2 separate regions of the Homo sapiens genome follow, and region 2 is linked to region 1. Evidence: chromatin contacts called from ENCODE Hi-C data. All regions are on one chromosome and are shown on one strand. The core of a region is the stretch at or near the end of the contact, and the rest is flanking DNA. Distances in the headings are between cores, read along the strand shown. Region 1 holds the start of TBPL2 (TATA-box binding protein like 2). Region 2 has its middle 50 kb from the start of LINC00520.

Region 1 (7,937 bases), core at 3,443-5,942:
AAACTATATTCCTGAAGAAATAAGTCAGTTTAGAAACTTATATCAGATATAAAGAGTAAAAAAAAAAAAAGACAACTTATTTTCTCATTTCTTAGGTTATACCTTAGCAATTTCCTAGGGGGAGAATTATTCCAAATGTGAAATACATGACATGATTCCTAGTTAAGTGTAAAATCCCAAAGTGAAGTGCTAAAGAGCCTTTCCTAAAATTTCATGACTAGCTGCTAAAATTAAGTTTTAGATCTTTTTTCAAAACAATGCCTCAAAATAGAAATTACAATTCTGAATCAATTTGCAAATCAAACTCAATTTTACATCTTTATATCCTTGGTGTTTATCCAACCCTACCCACAATTTTCAGCAACTACAGTGCTGTAGTATAAACAATACAATCCTTCAAGAATGCATCTATTAATCTTTAAGTCCCCTCCGCCCACCTTAGAGGTCAAGAATTAGTGCTTTGCCTTACAGATAATCAAACTGTCTAAAGCCACAATCCATTTAGAACTGATAAAACAAAGAATTATGAAATCTGAAATTCTCTTCCCTACTATTATCCTGAAATTAGTTGTCATCGCATTCAGGAATATAAAATGTGTACCCAATGTGCTCAATTAAAACAAAAATAAAAACTTACTGTAGTTGAGGTACAATTCCACAACATTCTGAAATAGGGGTCATTGGTGTCATGGGAGTTATGGATGCCAGAGACAAGGAGTCGGAGTTTGGTTTCTCAGGAGAGGGCTGGACTGAGTCAGTATCACCAGGGTGCAGCTGTGAATGGGAATTTGACAAACTGCTGCTGTTTAAGCCCAGCCCAACGTCCTGTTCGCTGGGTGATGGCAACCTACTTTGTGGACTTTGGCTTTCAGAATTTTCTTCAGTTTCGTGTTTGCTAATGACAGGCTGGTCTTTATTTTCCTGGGTAACTTCATCTGGTAGGAAGCTAAGATCCACAGATGAGAAATCACCAGATGTTTCTTTGACTTCAGGGTTCGAATTAAATGCAGTATCCGGATTGGATGCATTCAGTATGTACATATCATAAGGTACAACTGGGCTGAACAGGGGAGACCTGGGTGGGGCAAGGCCATCCTAGGCAGTTCCCAAAACAGACAGACAAAAACACAACAGACAGAACAGCATGTTACACAAAAGGGATGTCACTATGGCAGGCAGGCAGGCAATGTATTCAGTGTAAGAGGCAGTTCAAGATTGCTTGTATTCATGCACTGCTTTTTTCTAGAAAATGCCATTAAGATTCTACTACAGGCCAGATGTGGTAGCTCACGCCTGTAATCCCAGCACTTTGGAAGGCTGAGGCAGGCGGATGGCTGGAGGCTAGGAGTTTTGAGACTAGCCTGGCCAATGTGGTGAAACCACGTCTCTACTAAAAATGCAAAAATTAGCAGAGCATGGTAGTGCCTGCCTGTAATCCCAGCTACTGGGGAGGCTGAGGCATGAGAATCTCTTGAACCTGGGAGGCAGAGGTTGCAGTGAGTCGAGATCATGCTACTGCACTCCAGCCTGGGTATCAGAGCGAGACTCCATCTAAAAAATGATTCTATTACAGTTACAGCACACTTAATGGAAACAGAAAAGAATATTTTAAAATGCAGAAAAAGCATTCTTCATAAACTATCTTAGCTACTTTGGTTAGATCTCTAGTAAGTTGCCACTCTCTAAGTCCAATTTTGCAATAGAGGCAATTGAGCAACCATGCTCTAAATTGTTGTATACTTTGAAGAGAACAGATATACTGTATTATTTAAGTTAATTATAAACTTTAGTTGACTTTACTTTGAAATAATTTTGAGTTTTAAATGTAAATAGAATAAATGAAGGAAGTTTAAGATATAGTTGAATGCTAATCAAGACTCACTAAAGACCCATGGTTATTCCTTCTAGGCAAAGGCGTAATAAGAATTCTTGTAATGTTCTAGTTAGAAGAATTTACACTAGGAAAAAAGTTATTGAAACTTAAATGGTAAGAATAGTGTAAATCAATTTATTTTCAGTCCAGGGAAGGCTGCTCAACTACCATTATCCAGCAACGGAGAGAATGATGTGTGCACCTGAGGAAAGCAACTAATGTAAAATTCATGGACTTTATTATGGGAAAAAATCGATTAGCTTGATAAATGCATTACCACCTGCTTCACTCAAGTTACGGGCCTGGACTCCAGATTTTGAGCACTGCTTGCAGGAGAAACTCAAAAAGATCTTATTTCTTTTCTGACCACTGAAGGGTCAGGAATGCACCGTGTTGCATCTTCTCAGTGACAATGCTACCTCCGCTAATGTACGTCTGACTGGAGCCTATTGGAGTGTTCTGTTACTACAAGTCCAGCAGGTGGCAGGGGTGACTAATTGTTTAAAGAAAGCACTTAGAATTAAAAACAAAATCAAGCTATTCTCTTGAAATAAGATTTTTGACCTCTATTTCATTATGAATACATGATACGCTCCCATCTTTCCCCACCCTCAACCCACAGAGTGGCCTAAGAAAAGTGAGATGGGGACAATGGGCCCCAATTCCACTGCAGGGTTTCCTTGGTCTCACCTGTCCCAGATGTAAAGGGTCTCCTCCCGCAATTTACGCTAAAGCACCAAAGCTGCAACAGTCAGTGTCTCCCTTCCCCTTCCCCTTCCCCATCATGGCATTTTATCAGGGAACAAAGCTACACGTACACAAGAATGTAAGGCAATGGCGAGGATTTGAAGGAGGATGTTTTATGGTAATGGAAACTTGACCGGCTCCCTGCAGGGTCTGCCTGTAGTGACTCTCCTCAGAACATGTCTGTGTAGCACGTTCACTGCATCCTTGGCTTCAGAATCTTTAGTCATTTTTGTTAAACTGTATCCACTTACCTTTCTCAGAACCTTTCCTGTCTGGGCTCTTCTTTGCTGTGTTAAATGCTAGGGAAAGTCACCATTTCTACCTCAGTGCTGATCATTGTCTTTATAAAAAAATTCTCCCACCAAAAAAAAAAAAAAAAAAGTAAGTTGCTCTCTTGCCTTTTTTTTTTTTTGAGACGGAGTCTCACTCTGTCGCCCAGGCTGGAGTGCAGTGGCACCATCTCGGCTCACTGCAACCTCTTCCTCCTGGATGCAAGCAATTCTCCTGCCTCAGCCTCCCGAGTAGCTGGGACTACAGGCTCCTGCCACCACGCCCAGCTAATTTTTGTATTTTTTAGCAGAGGCGAAGTTTCGCCATGTTGGCCAGGCTGGTCTTGAACTCCTGACCTCAAATGAGCCACGTGCCTCGGCCTCCCAAAGTGCTGGGATTACAGGCGTGAGCCACCTCACCCTGCCCAATGCTAAGGATTTTTAAGTCTTAAGAGTAATTAACTTTAAAAAAAAAAAAAAAAGCCACAGGTGTTTCTAGTTGACATTTGGCAAACCCTGCAACCACCAGCTCCACCAGAGACTTGACTTCTAGAGGGAGGCCTAGTACTGGCATCCATGCTGCAGGGGACAGGGGCTCTCTGTTTCCCCTGTCAAAGCAGAAACCCGTGGGAACCTGAAGTCACTACAGCTAGCACAATGCACTCTCTGTGCATGTCCTTTAGAACCAGGCGGGGGGCCAGGAGTGGTGGCTCACGCCTGAAATCCCAGCACTTCGGGAGGCCAAGGTGGGTGGGATGACTTGAGGTCAAGAGTTCAACACCAGCCTGGGGAGAAAAGCAAACCCCCCCCCGTCTCTACTAAAAAATACAAAAATTAGCCGGGCATGGTGGCTCACGCCTGTAATCCCAGCACTTTGGGAGGCCAAGGCGGGTGGATCACGAGGTCAGGAGATCGAGACCATCCTGGCTAACACGGTGAAACACTGTCTCTACTAAAAATACAAAAAAATTAGCCGGGCGTAGTGGCGGGCTCCTGTAGTCCCAGCTACTCGGGAGGCTGAGGTAGGAGAATGGCGTGAACCTGGGAGGCAGAGCTTGCAGTGAGCCGAGATCGCGCCACTGCACTCCAGCCTGGGTGACAGAGCGAGACTCTGTCTCAAAAAAAAAAAAAAAAAAAAATTAGCCAGGTGTGGTGCGTGTGCCTGAAATCCCAGCTACACGGGAGGCTGAGGCACGAGAATCGCTTGAACCCAGGAGGCGGAGGTTGCAGTGAGCTGAGATCGCGCCACTGCACTCCAGCCTGGGCGAGACTCCATCTCAGAGAAAAATCAATCAATCAATCAATCAATCAATCAAAAACCAGAACAACCTGGGAAGGGCCATGTAATCTGGTAACTGAGTGAACGGTTCTGGATTCGTGCTAGATGAAGTTCGAGCTCTGTTTGGCAACCTTGGTCAAATTATTTCACTTTTCGAAGCTTCTAACCTTCAACTTAATGACTTGGGAAACCAAGCCCGCCTCTTATGGTCGCTATGAGTTTTAAGAGGAACGAAGGCAAAGCCCTTGGCACAGGACCGGGCGGGACTTGGGTCCTGACTCTGGGACAGTGGCGGCAGCCTCACCTGAGCGGCGCACTGGTCCAGGTAGAGCTCCAGGTAGGTCTCCTCCTGCTCCATGGACCGTAATCCCACTGTTGGGGGTGGGGGCGGGTAAGAGGGTAAGCGCGGAGCGAGCAGCCTCGGAACCCGCTCCGGCCAGGGCGCAGAGGCCATTTATGAGCCTGGGGGCAGCGAGGCGGGGCGGCCCTCGGCCCAGGTTCCTGCAGAGGGCGCGAGAGAAGCGTTGGGCGATGGGCTTGGAGCGGGATGCGGAACCCAGCTACCGGCCCATGGGCGCTGGGAAGCGGAGATGGGCTAGGGGTGGGCCGGAGAGGGGCGTCTCGCCTGGGGGCAGTCACCCCACTCTGCCCGCAGCTGGGAAGGGCCTGGGCCTGCAGATTTGATTTCCTTCGATACTCGCAATGTGGTCTTTGCTCCCAGGAGAGAAATTCTCGGTGCAAGTGCATGGAAAGTGAGAAAAAAAAAGGGATTTTTTGTTGTTGTTGTTGAGATGGAATCCCACTCTTTCGCCCAGTGCCATCTTGGCTCACTGCAACCTCCGCCTCCCGGGTTCAAGCTATTCTCCTGCCTCAGCCTCCCAAGTAGCTGTGATTACAGGTACGCACCACCATGACCTGCTAATTTTTGTATTTTTAGTAGAGACTGGTTTCACCTTGTTGGTCAGGCTGGTCTGAAACTCCTGACCTCAGGTGATCCACCCGCCTCGGCCTCCCAAAGTGCTGGGATTACAGGCGTGAGCCACTGCACCCAGCCGTTTTTCTAAGAAACTTAAATACTAGGTTTCCACCCTGTCGCCAAGGCTGGAGTGCGGTGACAGGCGACCATAGCTCACTGCAGCCTCGACCTCCTGGACTCAAGCTCCTGCCTCAGCCTCCCTAGCAGTTGGAATTACAGGCGGGTGCCACCACGCCTGGCTAATTTTATTTTTATAATTTTTATTTTTAGTAGTGACAAGGTCTCGGTATGTTACCTAGGCTGGTCCTGGACTCTTGGTCTCAAGCCATCCTCCTGCCTCAGACTCCCAAAATGCTGGGATTACAGGCATGAGCCACTGCATTCCGCCAGGGATGTTTTTTTTCTCTTGAGCAGAGTGAGTGGAATGAGTCACCTTACCTAGTCAGGTGTAGTATTTTTACATTATCATTACTTCTCACCATCAAATCCCACGTGGTTTTTCTCCAGTCACTGAGCGTTCCGTCTAAAGCCACATACAAAACAGTGTGTTGCTGCACAGTTAGGGTTGAGGAAATCTCACGAAAATAACGCAAAACATTCAGAGAGGGTTTCTCTTTCCTGAAATCATTATTTTAATTTTCAGTGCCTGCATAAGAGCTTAACTGTGTAGAACAACTTTATAAACATAATTGATACCTTTTTTCTTTTCTTTTCTTTTTTTGAGACAGAGTCTGCTCTGTCACCCAGGCTGGAGTGCAGATCTTGGCTCACTGCAACCTCCGCCTCCCAGGTTCCAGCAATTCTTGTGCCTCAGTCTCCCGAGTAGCTGGGATTACAGGTGCCTGCCACCATGCCCAGCTAATTTTTGTATTTTTAGTAGAGACGAGTTTTCACCTTGTTGGCCAGGCTGGTCTCAATCTCCTGGCCTCAGGTGATCCACCTGCCTTGGCCTCCCAAAGTGCTGGAATGACAGGCACGAGCCACCGTGTCTGGCCTATAATTGACACTTTTTATGTAAGATACGTAAAAATGTACAGATTCCCGGGTGTGGTGGGTCATGTCTGTAATCCCAGAACTTTGGGAGGCTGAGGCAGGTGGATCACCTGAGGTCAGGAGTTCAAGACCAGCCTGGCCAACATGGTGAAACCCCATCTATACCTAAAATACAAAAATTAGCTGGGCATGGTAGTGTGCGCCTGTAATCCCAGCTACTCAGGAGGCCGAGGCAGGAGAATTTCTTGAACCTGGGAGGCCGAGGTTGCAATGAGCCCAGATCATGTCACTGCACTCCACCCTGGGCAACAGAATGAGACTCTGTCTCAAAAAAAAAAAAAAAATGTACAGAGGCAGACATAAAATACATCTTTTTTACTAGATTTTGCTCTCTGAGAGCAAGAATTTTGATAACTAATTTTAATGTCTCTGTACCAAGCTTATCTGCTCAGTAAAACTGGATGGATGAAGGAAACTGACCTTAGAACGTAGCATAGGAAGCACATTATAGTAGAGACAGCTCATTCTAAGAATCAAATCACAACAAGTCTTACAGAATTTCTAATTAAGAATAAAGGAAACATTTTGATGAGATTGGAATTTCATATAATTGCTTACGATGGTATTTAATTTAAAGGTTTGTGTTGAGATAACCTACACATTTTTTTAGCACAGTACCTGCCTAGTAGCTCAAATATTAGCTCTTAATTTTGTTATTAGACTGTTATAGACTGAATTGTTTCCCCCCAAAATTTATATGTTGAAGCCCTGATTTGATCTGACTGTTGTCCTCACAAGAAGATGAAATCTGGACACACAGAGACACCAGGGATGTTCACACAGAGAAGGCCAGGTGAGGATGCAGTGAGAAGGCAGCCATCTGCGAATGAAAGAGAGCGGCCTCAAGAGAAACCAGCCCTGCTGACACCTTGATCTTGGACTTCCAGCCTCCAGAACTGTAAGAAAATAAATTTCTGTTGTTTAAGCCACCACAGACTGTAGTATTTTGTTGTGGCAGCCCTACCAGTCTTACACATAGACTTATAAAGTCTCTCATCATATGTGGTAGGCAGAACGGTGAGATGCCCCCTAAATTCCTATCCCTAGTATATACACACCTTCTCCCAGTTATTCAAATACCAATCTAAGTGCTGCTATGCCGCACTTTACAGATGTAATTAAGGTCCCAAATCATTTGACTTTGAGAAAGAGTATCCAGGCTTTTCTTCGGTAAGCCTAACCTAATCAGGTGAGCCTTTAGAAGGAACTGGCTCTTCTTTGGGAGAGAGAGTCAAAATCTGAGAAGGATTTGCCATGAGGGAGATTTTTCATTGCTGGCTTTGAAGATAAATGGGGCCAAATATTGGAAAGAATGTGGGCAGAGCATGGTGGCTCACTCCTGTAATCCCAGCACTTTGGGAGGCCAAGGCAGTAGGATTGCTTGAGTCCAGGAGTTTGAGACCAGCATGGGCAACATAGTGAGACCTCATCTCTACAAAAAATTTTTAAAAAATTAGCCAGATGTGGTGGCATGCACCTGTAGTCCTAGCTACCTGGGAGGCTGAGGCAGGAGGATCACTTGAGCCCAGGAGGTTAAGGTTGCAGTGAAACATGATTGCGCCACTGTACTCTAGCCTGGGCAACAGAGTGAGACTTTGTCTCAAAAAATAATAATAATATTTAAAGTAATAATTAAAAAAATAAAAATCATATTGGAAGGAATGTGGGTACCTCAAGGAGCTTAGAGTGGCCCACATTTGACAGCCAGCAAGGAAATGGGGACCTCAGTCCTATGACTGC
Region 2 (7,937 bases), core at 3,381-5,880, 410 kb after region 1:
AAAAACGAAATTGTATATTACACATGCATTGAAGAAATTTGGGCCTGGTTTGAACTTATCACAATCTGAATATTTCTTTAGAAACCAATGTTTTCCACTTTAAAGAACCCCTGGCTCAAATGCTGGCATAGAATTTTATAAGACCCTGAAGCTTTTAAAAGAACAATAACGTTATGAAAAATCCAATGACATGGTTAGACCGTAGAAATTATTAAAGTTTAGTGGAGAAAGCGATTCAATTCTTGGATGAAAAAATAATAATAGCATCCTAGCTATGAGGACTGGAGCAAACCTTTGGTGTCATTTGGTCTTGAACCCTCATTTTATAGATGAGGAAACTCAGGTCTTTCCAAGATGAAGGTTTTCTTGAAATTGACACTCCTGCTGTACATGTATTGTCCCTGATATTTAAAGTGGTGCCTTTTGCCAGTCAAATAGAATATTCTTTTACCTTTTGATTGACTCAGCTTGGTCATCCCATTGTCCTCAATATGCTCTGCTAGTTTATTCAACAAATACACCCTGAGCACCTATCATAGCCAGCCCTGCGGGGACCAAGGTGGCAAGCCCAGGTCTTTGGAAGAAAGGAGCCCACCAAATACACTAGTGATTATATTATATTAAGCCCTATAATAAAGGCAGAAATACATTCTTGTTTGTATGCCTTTGTGGGTTTTTTCTGCCTCTAACTCTCTTCCTACTCCTTTATATCCCTTGTATTATCTTTTATGACCTAACTATGCCTTCAGACTACTGTAGCCCACAATGATTTCTCCCCTATGACCTTTTTATGCTCATAGTTAAGGTGACAATATTTGAGATGTTTATTGTTATCTCAGTCACAATAGGTTAGGTTACACTGGGGAAACAACCTCAAATTTCTGTGGTTTTACATAACAAGATGTATTTCTCATTTATACTACATCTGCCATGTAGGTCAACAGGCGGCTTCTGTTTATTGCAGTCATTCAGCAGGGTCCCGGCTGACAGAGGCTCTGTCTTGACATGTGCTTCCATGATCACTGCCACGAGGAAAGGAGGTTGGGGTTCGGTTTAACTAAGTGGTTAAATATTTTCCCTGAAAAATGACACCCATCACTTCTTATTTTCTTGTCCAAAACAAGTCCCATGACCACACCTTACTTCCGGGTGGGTGAAGTACAATTTTTTCTTATATGTGGATGGAAGAGAATCTGAATATTTATGAACATATGAATGATTACCACAATTGTATAGATCTTATTAGTCTGCTAGTATTTCAGGTATGTTTATCTAATTTTATCAAATGATAAAAATCTTAAAGGTAGGGGACCGTGTCCTCCTTTTTTTATTTTGTAAAACCATGTCCAGCAGAGGGCACAAAACCAGATCCTTAATACATTTTTATTTGACATTTTGATTTGAGATTTTGTAAAATCTTGTTTAAGTCTAGTTTATGTTTTCTTCAGGATCTGGACTTAACTTGTAAATTGAGGAGCTTCAGAGACATCTAAAGCTCTATGCTGTTTAGTATTCCTTGCTGGCAGAGCCAAGGGAGGAGTTTTCCAGGCAGGAAGCGTGAACTCACTGAGGCCTTTTCTAATTCTCAGACCTGTCTAAATGTCCTCAGTGATCCTCAGTCGTTTAACGCCACTCCCAAACTGTCATTTGTTCAGTTTATAACAAACCGGGCTGGTTGACAACTCAGTGATCAAGTGTCAAGAGTAGACAGACAGATGACCTTTAGAATCCTTCTGAGATTCTTTAAAGTTTCTTTCAAGGAAGATGGCGACAAAATAAATCCTGTCCCTTTAAATTTGCCGACATCCTCCTGAGACCCAGGGCCTGTAAATAGCTGGGTACTCATCTTTATGAAGCTTCCATATCTTAAGCTCTTGAGTTCCATCCATCCAGGCCTGTTCACAAGTACTCAGTTCCTGAGCTCTTACTTCACCTCTTGTCTGTGATGCCTCCCAAAACTGTGAGTGCTTAAGACAGACTCAAAATTAAAATTCAGTGTTCTTTCAAACCGATTATTTACATTTCTGTTCAACATTTATTTTAAGAAGAGGCTGCTTGAGGAAGAATTGTGATGCTTGATTACTGATGGTAGCACAAAAGCTCTCCTCTGCTGCCCTAAAAAAATCAGCTCTGACTCTGTATCAGTTACCAACATAATACTATGTAACAAACCAATCCAACATTGTGGTTTAAAACAATAGCCATGTAAGGGCTGGGCACTGTGGCTCACACCTGTAATCCCAGCACTTTGGGAGGCCGAGGCGGGCGGATCACGAGGTCAGGAGATCGAGACCATCCTGGCTAACATGGTGAAACCCCGTCTGTACTAAAAATACGAAAAATCAGCCGGGCATGGTGGCGGGCCCCTGTAGTCCCAGCTACTCGGGAGGCTGAGGCAGGAGAAGCGTGTGACCCAGGAGGTGGAGCTTGCAGTGAGCTGAGATCGTGCCACCACACACCAGCCTGGGCGACAGAGCAAGACTCTGTCTCAAAACAGCAACAACAAAACCAAAACAATAGCCATGTATGATTTCCCATGGGTCTATGGGTTCACCAGCCAGCTGTGCTCATCTGGCCAGTCTTGGCCTCTCCCAGCTGGGCTCATTCATGCATCTGTTCAGCTCGTGGGTTAGATGAAGGTGAGACAGGATATTTCCCTTGACCCCTTTGCAGGACTTGTGAAGGGGTGGTTTGTTTACTCAGCCTGCAGCTCTGAACCCCTCATGGTGGGGGGCGGAACACACAGGTGAGTAGGTACAGGAGCTGGGGTGAATGAACACTGGAACTGGCTGGTCGCTCCTCTCTGGCAGAAGCAGGCTTTATGTGGGTCCTATGGCAGCATCCAAGTGTGTTACAATGCTCTTTTAGCTCTGCTGTCTGGAAGAGGGTGTCTGTGACCCCTGCAGCTTCAGAGGGCATGTGTTACAATCAGTGCTGTTTTAGCATTTGCTATCCACAAATGGCTAAGTGTCACCCAACTGAGTGGAGGGTCAGGGTGCCAGCCTTTTACACCCTGCCCTCTTGGTACCTGAGTTCTTGTCCAGCGTCCAGGAAGAATCAGGTCACATGAATGAATTGAAGGGTGGTGTATGCAGAAGATTTTATTGAGCAGTGGAAGTGGCTCTCAGTGGGAAGGGGAGCTGGAAGGGGGATGGAGTGGGAAGATAATCTTCCCCTGGAGTTCTGCCATCCTTGGCTGAACTCTTCTCCAAAATCCTGCTGTCAGGCCATTCCTCTGAAGTCAAGCTGCTTTTATCTGACATCCAGCTGCTGCTTTTCTTCTCTCCTTCTCTGCTGCCCTGCTCTGCTCTCCTGCTAGTGGAACTTGGGGTTTTTATGAGTACAGGGTGGGGGTGGGGCTGGCAGGGGTGGTTTTGGAAAACCAACATTCTGATGGAAAAACAGGGATGTGTGAAGTTCTCATTTAGGGCTGAGGATCCAGGTTTGCCAGGGACCCCACCCTTTTCTACGTAGTATTTCCCTGCCTTATGTCCATATCAAAGGCTGCTTCATTGAGGGCCACAGCTAGGATTGCTTTGATCTCCTCCATGGACCTGTCACATGCCCATGTCTCACGCCCACACATCCCTTTGGCAGGCTAGCTTCCCTGGGTTCTCGTGACAGTCACAGAGAAACAATGGAGGAAACAGGAAGACTCACACATTTTGAAGAGCTTTTTAATGTGTCAGATTTGCTACTGTCCCATTGGTCAAAGGAGGTCACATGGCCCAGAGTCAGAGTGGGTGGGGCCTGCACAGTTACAGGATGAAAAGCCTGAATTTAAGGAGGCCATTAATTAGGGCTGTTCATGCACTCAATCCACAAGAGGCCGCAAACACGCATATCCCACACTGACAACCAAAGTTTCCAATGATCAGGACCTACTATCTCAGAGGCATTTATTTTGGGAGGAAATTTGTGTTCCGTTGCTGCGCATTTGGGAAATTACTAAGCTTTTACTGTGTATGATTGGACACCAGCTGGGTGAGGTAGGAGTGGGACCACTGGACCCTTCTTTCATTTGGGTTTGAGACTCTGGCTGCTCTGAATTACTAGAGCAATCTTGTGCAATGAGGACTTGGTCATTGTCATTATTATGGTATTGGTCATGCATTTGCAGATAGACGGTAAAACTGATGTTTTTCCTCTTGGTGGGATTTAAATTTAGAAGGGAAGGGCAAGGGATACAAGGTTTTCCATATAATGGCTTTACTCCCTAAGGAGATGTGGTCGGTCTTGGAGAGACAATAATGTCCTCAATCACAATTCAAGAGCCACTAAAATGATGTAATGCAAACAGTTTTTTTTATCAAAGGCCACAGAAACTAATTTATATGTTGTACTTTTCTGACCCTTTCTATCTTCCTAACTACAGGAGATAAATGATAAATATTACTAAAATATTACACAATTCCAGAGGGATCCCAGAACCTCTTCAACACTGCATTTGTATTATGTTGTAAAACTTCTCTTTAATTTGGCAGAAAGTATGTTTTTTTAAAAAAATAGTTTTTGGAGTCTGCAAAGAAATGCCTTGTTTGAAGTGAGTTCCTTATCTCATTCAAACTGGGACCTGCCTGTTAGCTAGGCATGCCACATTAACTGCAGCTCACATGTAGTGCCAGGGGCGACCAGGCTGTTGCTTAACAAGGATGCATAATAGCTAATTGCATTTTAGGCCATTGGTTTGTCACTGTGACAGTGCCAAGTAACGGTTTCACAAGTGAAGCAGTGAGTCCAATTCTGACTCACTTATGAGCCTGAAAATCATAAAACAGTCTGCTCCCCAGGAATATGATGTTCTCAAGGATTTTGGCTTGTACTGTAGCATGTCCCATCCACTGTCAGACTTGATTGAAATCTGTGTCTCTATTATGGATCCTTGATGTCAATCATCAATTGTCATAATCCTCAGAAGTACTTACTTAGTCTTTTCCCACGTTCTGCATCAATAGCCTGTGGAGACAAAGGCTGCAAACCAGGAAGGCAGTGTTTAACCTTCCTAATTAATGGCTTCAGATGAGAGAACATCTCCAAGGTGCTCAGAAGAAAGAGATTCTAAGGAGATTTTATGCATTGCTCTTTTGAGATGCTTTGCATGCTGGTGTATAATTTGCAAGTACATAAGGAAGTGAATGCTCAGAATATAATATTCAGAGCCCATCTATTTATGTTTGTGTTTAATAAGTTCTTTGTAAATCTCAATTTAGCAGATGTCTTCTGACTCTAAATAAAGCTCTTCATGAGGGAGTCAGTGTGGCTGTATGACAAAAGTCACATTATCATTTGAGTACAAATATTTGCAAAATAGAACAAACTGGAAAATTGAGGGGAAAATACCCACTGGAATTTGTGACTCATTAAATTCTCATGTGCATGACATATTGGGAAAAACTGTGCAGTGCTTCGTTCAGAGGATCCTTTCCCTCTTCCTTTCTTGGCTTTTGGTGCTAATAAAAACTTTATGGAATGTATGTGTATGTGTGTGTCCTCTCATGCCCCACTTTTTGCATGAGAGCATGTTCCTAGATGCGTTTATAATGTGGGTACGTGTTGTATTTTATGTTGCAAAGTCCAAAGGGTACATGAAATGGTCACTGGTCCATTGGCAGGCTTATTTCTAAGGGATGTACAATGGCTTTGTGCCTGTAATAGCCTGCTCCTCACCCATGCTCAAGTCTTTGCCCCCAAGATGACATCTCTCCAGTCTCTATCTCCTTCCTCTCTTCTGAATTTGCACGTTCTGTCTTTTTGCCACTATATGTCATTCTGTGACTGCATCCATGGTGTTTAGGTTGTCTTGGTTCTGATTTTAGTCCCAGATGTTGACATTCAATCTCTATCAGCTCCATCTTCTGTAATCTCTAAGCAGTCTTGTTTCACTTCTACATTGATCTGAGGTTTGAGGGGTCCTGGCTTCTCTGGGAGATGAACTTAAACAGAAGGGGCACCAAGATGGCATTTACAAATCTCTCCAGAGCTTCAGCCTTACAAAATTAGTTATATTCCCCCAAAATAAAACTCCCTTGCTAATCTGCTAGGGTGCCTCCACCAAGGGAAGGATCCAAATAATTCTCAACCTGATTTATGTTTTTGGCCTCTGTTACTTCTAGAACTAAGAATTCCATAAGTTTATTACACACTGTGTAAAGTAACATTTTTACTTTCTCTAAGACATCATCCTTCAAGCCTTGATTCTAGAATGTGGGGGCTCTCAACCCTGATGACTTCATCATAGCTTTTCCTGATTTATAAGTATCCAAGCCTGGCGAACATGGTGAAAACCCTATTCCTACAAAAAATAAAAAAATTAGCCGGACATAGTGGTGTGTACCTGTAGTCCCAGCTACTTGGGGGGCTGAGGTGGGAGGATCGATTGAGCCTTGGAGGCTGAGGTTGCAGTGAGCCAAGATCATGCCACTGCATTCTAGCCTGGGTGACAGAGCAAGACCTTGTCTCAAAAAAAAGTGTATGTGAGTTTCCTTCAGACTTGGAGTTTCCAGATTGAGAATTTTATTTATTATGATTAGATGACAATGTTTCTATTCATGGGTGCAGACATAACTGAGAAGACAGATGCCTAGCCAATAATTCCTTCTGTAGGCTATTCAGAAAAGAACTGCCCTTATTTGCAGTTTCCATCAGCAGGAAATACCCCTGTTTGAGGTTTGTTCTCATCATTCACTGTCTTCTTATAGTAAGCCTACCATGTCTTATGTCCAAGTTTCCTATCCAGTTAGGATTCTTTTTCCTTTGCTCTGAATGTTTCCACTTTCTGATATTGTATTTAAATATCCAATTAAAGCATTATTTTCCGTACTGCCAATTGGTATCTCCCATTGGCATTTTGATAGGGGGATTCCCATCTATGAATCATCCAAGTAGAGATGGAAAGTAAGGTGGTTGGATACTAAGTTCTGGAGCTCAAAGGAGAGATCATAGGTAAAAATATAAAGTTGGGGTCATAAGCATTGGATGATATTGAAGCCATGAGAATGGATGAGGTCTCTCAAGGAGATAATGTTGAGGAGTGAGAGGAGAATGTTGTTATGACTCAACTCACAATGACACTTCAATTCTACCTGGTTGATATTCTGCTCATCACCTGATTACAGTTATTTGTTTATGTCTTCACTTGTACAGTACTGTATCTTACAGCACAAAATTTCTTAGCTTCTTTCAAAGATTTGATTTTTAACTGTTGTTAGTGGTTTCTTTTTTGGTAATTACAACTCATCGAAGATGTCATTCAGAAAATCTTTTCTTTTTGTCCCTGGTAGTCAGGGAAATGATGCCTCTCCAAGAGCGACTGTCCATCTATCTCACCCTTGCCTCCTCTCCTACCACCACCTCCTTCCTCACCTAGTTGAGATGTCCCGAAGAGAGTTGTATGAAAGTCACCAATACCTCAGGATTAGGAGAAGCATCTAGGCTCCAGTAGGCAAATATTTCTCAGGACCATGGTCAGCATAGCACACTTGTCCTGATTTCCACTCTGCCCTCTAAGCCTTTTTCTTCTCCTTTTAAAACAGGGTCTTGCTATGTTGCCCAGGCTGGAGTGCAGTGGCTATTCACAGGTGTGATCCTAAGTGCACTGTAGCTCTGAGCTCCTGGACTCAAGTGATTATCCTGCCTTAGCCCCTTCAGTAGCTGGGACTACTGTGCCTGGTTTCTCCTTAGGTTTTAGTCATTGCTATGTCTGTGAGTCTCCATCTTCAGCTCCTGGTCTCCGTGATTGTTTCTGTCTTCCTAGGGTCAATAAACAGTGTTTGTGTAGATGAACTATGTTTCTCAAAGTTTTCTCTGCTGCTCATTTCCCACTGTCACATCTTTCAGCTGTGTCAAAAGTCCAGGAAAAGTTGGACGAGTTACCCCTCACACACTAAAATGATGAATGAAACTGGGAAAACTCTAAGGACACAAATGTGACCTATGTG

What was found. Hi-C counts contacts between places; a loop is a spot of excess contacts on that map. Pooled maps may share reads with other maps.
Region 2: a pooled map shows a loop between it and region 1 (2.3-fold over the local background). The contact joins the enhancer-like site here to the promoter of TBPL2 in region 1. A Hi-C loop is called at or near these places in 2 of 168 maps with a recorded cell type or tissue (HCT116 and PC-3) and 3 of 50 pooled maps.

Annotation. Positions count from the first base shown.
Region 1 is chr14:55,435,924-55,443,860 of GRCh38, forward strand. It overlaps TBPL2 (TATA-box binding protein like 2), which reads right to left and starts at 4,693. Exons shown (of 7, transcript NM_199047.3): 1 at 4,473-4,693; 2 at 638-1,095; 3 at 1-11. The coding sequence starts at 4,526. It also overlaps a transcript of FBXO34 not described here.
Region 2 is chr14:55,842,574-55,850,510 of GRCh38, forward strand. No RefSeq gene overlaps it. Among named protein-coding and RNA genes, the nearest start is that of LINC00520, 50 kb to the left of the region's middle. Within about 2 kb of position 4,631, at least 3 of the 41 ENCODE cell types and tissues checked have a DNase peak (open chromatin) inside an H3K27ac peak, as active enhancers do.